2 separate regions of the Homo sapiens genome follow, and region 1 is linked to region 2. Evidence: chromatin contacts called from ENCODE Hi-C or POLR2A ChIA-PET data. All regions are on one chromosome and are shown on one strand. Each heading gives the region's core, a stretch centred on a gene start or an enhancer-like site at or near the end of the contact. The rest is flanking DNA. Distances are from core to core; before and after follow the strand shown.

Region 1 (3,931 bases), core at 253-2,752, 47 kb after region 2:
CTTACATGACACTTACCATGTGCCAGACGCGATTTGAATACTTTCTACACATTAACCCCTTAAATCCTCACAATGATCTCATAAACCAGATACGGTTATTATCACCATCCCCATTTCACAGATGAGGAAACTGAGAAGAGAGAGAAAATAAACAAGCCAAAAGTCCTCAGTAGTAGTGGTGGTGGATTGGGCAGTCAAGCTCTAGAGCCTTTGCCCCTGACCCCCACTGTCCCGTGTCTCTGACCTTGGGACAGCATTCTCTCACTTAATGAGATGTCTCAAGTTGGGGACATCCCAAGGGAAATTAATTCAACCGCTCAAGGCTGTCACCAAGGACTTGGCTTCTTTTCATCTCGACACTCTGCCATCGTTAGCCTCTTGGCTTTTATGTTGGGTATTATCCCTTTATGTCACAATATGGCTGCAGCAGTTCTAAGTATCATGTTCTCACCCAACCACACCCAAAGGTCAGAAAGAGAGAAAGCCCCTTCTTTATAGCTCTTTTTTTAAGAGTAAGGGAAACTTTCCCCAAATTCATCCAGACACTTCCTCTCGTGTCTTGTTAGTCAGAATGAAGTTACACGCCCGTTCATAAACTAATCACTGGGTCACCGTGACTGGCTTAGACCAATCAAGACACTGTGCTAGGCTCCCAGGGAGTCCTGCTTCTCCTGAAGCATGTGGCTGCCAGAAACCCTGAATAAAACAGGCCTCTGGCTTGCTGGTGAGGGAGAGGAACTGGAAGGGTTGCGGGCCTGTCACACAGCATCGCTATTTCTGGCTCCCACATCAGCCTTGTGAGATCAGGACTTTTATCGTTTTATGAATAAGGAAACCAAGACTCAGAGACAATGAGGTGCTTGGCCAAGGTCAGCGGCTGGTGAGTGACAGAGTCTGCATGCTCAGCCCATCCCTAGGAGTCTGGCAAGGCTGGAAATTGGTCTTTCTTTTCCCATCCTAGATGGATTGCGTTGGAAAGATTCAGGCTCCTGTCAGCTGGCTCTTGCTGTCCCTTCCTGACAGCTGCGACTCTGAGAACAGTTTAATTTCAGAAACCCTCACACGGTGGCTCCTCTCCCTGCCAGGCATCAGGAGGCCCCAGAGGAGCAGCAGAGGCAAGACTCGCTGTCCAGACTCCCTTCTGAGGAGACTGCGGTCAGGGAGCCCAGGCTGACCCTCGTGTTCTCATGCCTCGGTCCTGTTGATAAGAGGGAAGTCTGTGCTGGGTTCCTATCCACAAAGCCCTTGCGGGGAATGGGTCCCACACGCCGCTTCTGCAGACCCAGCTCATCCTGTTTCCGGTTTCTATTTTGTTTTTTCTTTTTTTTTTTTTTGATACGGAGTCTCGCTCTGTCGTGATCCGCCCGCCTCGGCCTCCCAAAGTGCTGGGATTACAGGCGTGCGCTACCGCGCCCGGCCCTGTTTCTGGTTTCCAATTCTCTTAGGATGTCAGTGCCTTTGATCCTCTGAGCCCCCGGAAGGGCTCAGCCCTCTCACATCTGCCTTCCTCCTAGAGGTGTGACGCCTGCCCTTCCGCCAGGGCGAGGCAGGGGAGTGACTTGGCGCCCGAGTCCCGTTTCCCGTCCCCTCTCCGTTGCCTGTGCTCAGAGCCAGGGACTCTGCTATTTGTAGGCCCCGCGGGCTCTGTCTGGGGTCTTTCCCCAGGGGAGGGTGTGCGTCCGGGAAGGAGAGGCAGCCTGGAGTTCCTTCTGGATACCGGCCAGGCCTGCGCTATTTGCCTGGAGAGGCCATCGGCATCACTGAGAAGGTCCCTGGAACTCGCTGCTCAGACACATATGTGGCAGCCAGTCAGGAGCTACGTTCTTCTTTGCTGGAAACAAGCAAGGATAGACTGTGATTTTCCTCTCCCTCTGTTGTGTATTTTTCACTCCTGTCTCTCCATCAACCCACCCACCCATCCATCCATTCATCCACTCATCCATCCACCCACCCACCCACCCATCCATCCATCCATCCATCCATCTACCCATCCACCCACCCATCCATCCACCCACCCATCCATCCATCCTACCATCCATCCACTCATCCATCCACCCACCCACCCACCCATCCATCCACCCACCCATCCATCCATCCATCTACCCACCCACCCACCCATCCATTCACCCACCCATCCACCCATCCATCCACCCATCCATCCACCCATCCACCCACCCATCCACCCATCTATTCACCCATCCACCCACCCACCCACCCACCCACCCACCCATCCACCCATCTATCCATCCACCCACCTGTCACATAGTGTGGCAAATACAACAACGACTCACATGTGGTTCCTGCCCCTACACCCTCAACACTCATACCCTAGTGGGGACTCCTCCAACCAACGAATGCAGAAGGTTTTAGCTCCCTGATGGGCATTTGTATTTGAAGTTGGGGGGTGGGGGGCTGCACAAATGTGCACAACTTAATAGAGGTCCTTCTGGCATTGTGCCAAAGTGAAGCTGAGGAGGAGTTAAATTTTTATGTTTTTTTGGTTGTTCAGCCTCTGTAGAGAGTCTCAAAAATTCTCGATGCCAATTATATTTCAAGTTGTCATGACAAGCTATAGGGAAAAGTTTTCAATTAGCAATAATCATGTCTCAGGCAAACCTCATTGGCTATGGTACCGCCACTGCAGAAATCTGAGGAGTTATTTTTAAGCAAGGGCTCTGCCTTCCCAGCGTGTCTTAAATTTCTCCAGGGTGAGTCAGATCACCCCTGTTCTTGGGGACCTCTTACACCAGCTACTGGTCGCCAGGTCTAGGGGAGGTTAGTGACCTCAGCCCTGGAAGGGGAGCCTCAAAGTCACTGGTGAGCCTCAAAAGAGGCTGGCAGGGCTGCCTGCCCAGACCCATTTGCTACAGTTATAATGGGGAGTGTCCTTGGGTAATGAACTGCTATGTAGAGCTCCTGATTAAGCACTAATTAATTATTAATGCACTGTGTCATAATTTTGCCTGGCCCTTTCTATGCCAAAGAATTGTATCCCACAATTCCATTTGTGATCCTGCATTTTCTGATTTGTGGCCATGGTGGCCCCTTTTCAAGCTCACCTGTCTCTGCAGTGGCCAGATGGATCACTGAGGGTACATGCACCACGAGGTCATTGTCCACTGGTAGTAGGTGGCATGGATGACGACTCATGGGTGTAACGTGTGAACAACAACAGATACACCGGCTGGAGTCAGCCACACTTGGAATTCTGGCTGTAATGCTACTGTGGTTTGGATATTTGTCTCCCGAAACCTCATGTTGAAATTTGATCCCCGATACTGGAGGTGGGGGCCTATGGGAGGTGTTTGGGTCATGGGGACAAATCCCTCATGAAGGTCTTGGTACTGTCCTTGTCCTTGTTATAATGAGTAGGTTCTTGGTCTATTAGTTCCCTCAAAGGCTGGTTGTTTAAAGAGCCTGGAACCTCCTCCTCCTCTCTCTGGCTTTCCCTCTCCCCATGTGATTCTTACACATACCGGCTTCCCTTTGCCTTCTGCCATGAGTGGAAGCAGCCTGAAGCCCTCACCAGAGGCAGATGCTGGCACCATGCTTGTTGTACAGTCTGCAGAACCATGAGCCAAAGAAACCTCTTTTCTTTATAAGTTACCCAGGCTCAGGTATATCCTTTATGGCAATGCAAATGGACTAAGGCAAATGTACTCACCTTGGTGTTACCTCAATCATGTTACTTAACCCTTTGAGCCCTTCTCATCCATACAGGAAGGAGAAGAGTAGCACCTGCCTCACGTGTTTAACCAGAAAGAGGACCTCAGGCTCCAGTGATGGATCGGGACATGTCTTGTCCTGAGGTTTCCTTTGCTGTACTTCACTTGGGGCCATCTCAGGAACCAGTGTAAGGTCACTGGAGATGCCACTTGGAGGAGGCACTCAGCTGTGCCTCTGGCCTGCACCTGTGCTTGGTTTATGGGTG
Region 2 (3,820 bases), core at 60-2,559:
CAGGGAGACAGTTTGAGGAGAAAGCCCAGGCCTGGCTGCCACTGGGAGGGACAAATGCAGGCTCCCCACAGCCAGACCTGACCCACGAGGGAGGGTGGGACACAGACTCTGGTGGTGTGCCCCCAGAGGTCACGTGAAGCTCTCAGGAGGCAGTGAACAAACAGTCCCTCCAATTTTTCTTCTTCTTTTTTTTTTTTTTTTTTTTTTTTGAGATGGAGTCTGGCTCTGTTGCCCAGGCTGGAGTGCAGTGGTGTGATCTCAGCTCACTGCAACCTCCGCCTCCTGGGTTCAAGCAATTCTGTCTCAGCCTCCCAAGTAGCTGGGACTACAGGTGCTCACCACTACACCCCGCTAATTTTTGTATTTTTAGTAGAGGTGGGGTTTTACCATGTTGGCCAGACTGGTCTCGAACTCCTGACCTCAGGTGATCTGCCTGCCTTGGCCTCCCAAAGTGCTGGGATTACAGGCATGAGCACTGTGCCTGGCCTCACAGTTTCTTTTGACATCACTGGGACACCTGACTTCGGGATCCAAGTGCAACACAGACGAACACACAGGCACATCGGGAGCACCAGGATGGTCAGGAACTTTGCATGACCAAGGAGACTGCTGGATTAATGAAATTGCACCATCTTTTGAAAGGGCCTCAAGGAGAGTTCAGTCCTGAGTTAGCCTTGGCATTAAAAATAAAACTGTACTTCTGTTCAGACTCATCCATTGCAGTGAGAATGATCTGGGTGGGCTTCGAATATCAAAAGCCTCCAAGGGGAATGGCTTAGAGGGTGAGCAATCTGTGATCTCACGTGACAAGCAGTCCAGAGCCATGGACTCCAGTTCTTTACTTTTTTCTTCTCTGCTGTCCTTAGCCCTCAGGTTGAGGCCCTTCCTGGCAAAGCTGCCCTAGGCCCAGATGTCACATATGCATGACAACGTCCGGGGACCATTTGCCCCAGCAGATTCCCTTTCATTTCTGATTGGCCGGCAAGTGGCTGAGGATCGTCTTACTCGCACCCTGGTGCTGGGCGCTGACCACCTCCCGAAGCACTTGGCCAGGGGGAGAGGATGCTGGACACAATCAGGTTCTCCTGGGGGGAGGAGGGAGGGAATGGCTGCTGGAAGGGTTCTACCGGGGACTCCTACAGCAGCTTGTTAGATCTCCTTCCTCCCAATTCCCTGAAGTTGGTGGAACAGGAAGAGGACGAGAAGTCATGTTTGTATGTTGTCCCCTTGGAATCTCTCAAAAATCCGCAATATCCCGATTTGAGAAATGAGCATCACAGAGAAAGCAAAGCGGTAGTTGGAAGCTGCCAAGCTTGTGAGCAACGAGACGGAATCCACGCCCAGGGCTTTCTAACGGCGGGGCCACGCCCTCCACACTCCACCTCGGCCCTCTGCCCTGCGATGGTGCAGAGACAGGGTGTGGTCAAGGGGCCTAGGGTGAGGGTCCTGCCAGTACTTTACAGGAAACTCCCCCTCTTTTAGCCTCATTTGTCAAAGAAAGGGCTTAGACACTAAAATCTTTTAAGTTTCCTTCTAGCTCAATCTCTCTTTGATTTAATACCTTCTAAAAGAGATTTGGGGCCCCAGAAAAAAAGAAAGCAAGAAAGCAACTGGCACTTCTGTGGTTGACTCAGCACAGAGGCCTGGACAGGCATCAGGAGGCTGGGCTCCTCCTATTTTGGGCCTCGTGAGTTCATCCTGAGGCCTGTGCCAGTCCCTGCGGTTTCTCATCTCTCCATCCTGGTCTGTATGACAAAATGGCTAAAAATACCGGGCTCCCCGCGGGCCCGCCACCCGGCTAACACCCTCCCTTGAATCAGCTCATTTTTTAGTCTTGGGTATGCTGCAGATGAGAGTCCAGGACAAGCCACCTTCGGAAGCTCTGACTCCCAGGAACCCCGCTTGGGTTGGTCCTTGTGCTCTGGTGGAAGAAGCTTGGGCGCTGTCCACTTCCTAGGCAGGTAACTTGGCATGTCTGAGCCTCAGTTTCCAGGTCTCCTCATCCCACAAATACACCTACAGATTGTGTGAGTGACAAGCCTAATCCTGCTGAGGGCTTGATCCGCGTAGATTCATGCTTACCCTGGACCCCTCGTCAGCTGGGTCCCTGCAGGAGAATTTTCTCCCAAGGAAAACCTGGGCCTGTCATCACTCAGGCCTGCACATTGACCCAGTTTCTCGCAGGCTTTCCTAAATTGCTTTCTGAAACAGTCACGAAGGTGAATCGTTGTGTGCAGCCACTGCAGGGACAAAGGCTGGCACGCTGGTCATCCCATTTCAGGTCCGTGTGTCCCATTTCACTGCACTGTCCTGTGCCAGCGCTGCCCAAGTCTTCGAGTGCTCCGTGGCCTCCCACCCCTGCCTCTCCGTGGGCGGCTTCTGTGAGGCCTCCGAGAAGCAGGAATGAAAGGTGACGTGAAAGGAAGCCGGGCTTGCTGTGGTCAGGTGAGGGCCAGCACAGTGAGTTTGAGAACATCTCACCTCCACAAGCAGGAGCCCTACAACCTTGGGACATTGTTTCATCTTCTGGACTCTCAATATTGGCTTTGAAAAAAATAAAAACACCCCTTTATCTTGTCTGAAGAAAGGAATATGAAAAAAAAATCCATCTCCTTTACATGGAAGATGTGAGGACCAGAGGAAAAAGACACACATACCAATTTTATTTTATTATTTTTTCTTTTGAGACGGAGTCTTACTCTGTTGCGCAGGCTGGAGTGCAATGGCACTATCTCAGCTCACTGCAACCTCCGCCTCCCTGGTTCAAGCGATTCTCCTGCCTCAGCCTCTTGAATAGCTGGGACTACAGGTGCCTGGCACCACGCTCAGTTAATTTTGTTGGTAATTTGAGTAGAGACGGGGTTTCACCATGTTGGCCAGGCTGGTCTTGAACTCCTGACCTCAGGTGATCCACCTGCCTTAGCCTCCCAAAGTGCTGGGATTACAGGTGTGAGCCACCGTGCCCGGCCACACATACCAAATTTGAGAGCTCAGTGTTTTGTCCATGACATGCATTTGCCAATGTTCAGAGCACCCAGTGGGTGCCAAGCCGGTGCTCGGGGCTGGGGTGGGCAGGGTGGGGGGAATTGCACTTCGCCGGACTGCGTGGTGCCCCCTTCCCCGGGAAGAGAGACTGGAACCATGCAGTTTCCATCACTGGGACAGAACCTACACGTCCTGTGCTGAGTGGCCTCGTATGCTTAGCTTGGTCAGGGGCTGGCGCTGCGGGGCCAGGCTCAGGGGCTTCATTCTCACTGGTCGTGGGCCTCCGCGCTGTTGGCTGCCACTAGAAAGCTTGTATGCCAGAGACTCCGGCTCTGAAGTTGGACTCCAGTCAATCTGCCCGTGCCCCTCGGGTTCCCCAAGAGCTTTCCATGTAGGAATGCAACTGTTCTCACGGAGCAAAGACAGAAGTGAGGGCCACCACCCTCTTTTCTCCTTTTCCTTTGTGTTTTATGCACATATATTAAAGAGAATAGCTCTAGAAGGTGTCTTGTAGAAACACAACAGCAGTTCCTGCCCCTGCTCCCTATTTCCCTCCTTGAAGTAGCCTCTTTCACTTTGCTTACTGATTTTTTTGTTGTTTGGTTTTTTTTAAGACAGGGTCTCGCTTTGAACACAGCTCACTGCAGCCTCGACCTTCCAGACTCAAGCGACCCTCCTGCCTCAGTCCCCCAAGTAGCCGGGACCACTGGCATGCGCGACCACTCCCAGCGAATTTATTTTTGTATTTTTAGTAGAGATGGTCGTCTTGCCATGTTGCCCAGGCTGGTCTTGAACTCCTGAGCTCAAGAGATCCGTCCACCTCGGCCTCCCAAAG

The links. Hi-C counts contacts between places; a loop is a spot of excess contacts on that map. ChIA-PET counts read pairs that join two places held with the same protein, here RNA polymerase II (POLR2A). Pooled maps may share reads with other maps.
Region 1: a map of psoas muscle shows a loop between it and region 2 (8-fold over the local background). The contact joins two enhancer-like sites. A Hi-C loop is called at or near these places in 6 of 168 maps with a recorded cell type or tissue (CD4-positive, alpha-beta memory T cell, GM12878, cardiac septum and 3 more) and 18 of 50 pooled maps. POLR2A ChIA-PET finds 5 or more read pairs at or near these places in 13 of 52 experiments (AG04450, CD4-positive, alpha-beta T cell, CD4-positive, alpha-beta memory T cell and 9 more).

Annotation. Positions count from the first base shown.
Region 1 is chr2:9,738,134-9,742,064 of GRCh38, forward strand. It overlaps the pseudogene RNU4-73P. Among named protein-coding and RNA genes, the nearest start is that of TAF1B, 100 kb to the right of the region's middle. RefSeq lists an enhancer at 353-452. Within about 2 kb of position 1,503, at least 22 of the 41 ENCODE cell types and tissues checked have a DNase peak (open chromatin) inside an H3K27ac peak, as active enhancers do; they include gastrocnemius medialis, natural killer cell and psoas muscle, where a contact is called at or near this core.
Region 2 is chr2:9,691,607-9,695,426 of GRCh38, forward strand. The region is part of intron 3 of LOC105373418 (a long non-coding RNA gene); the gene reads left to right. Among named protein-coding and RNA genes, the nearest start is that of YWHAQ, 63 kb to the left of the region's middle. RefSeq lists enhancers at 540-1,339, 1,493-1,552. Within about 2 kb of position 1,310, at least 10 of the 41 ENCODE cell types and tissues checked have a DNase peak (open chromatin) inside an H3K27ac peak, as active enhancers do; they include gastrocnemius medialis, natural killer cell and psoas muscle, where a contact is called at or near this core.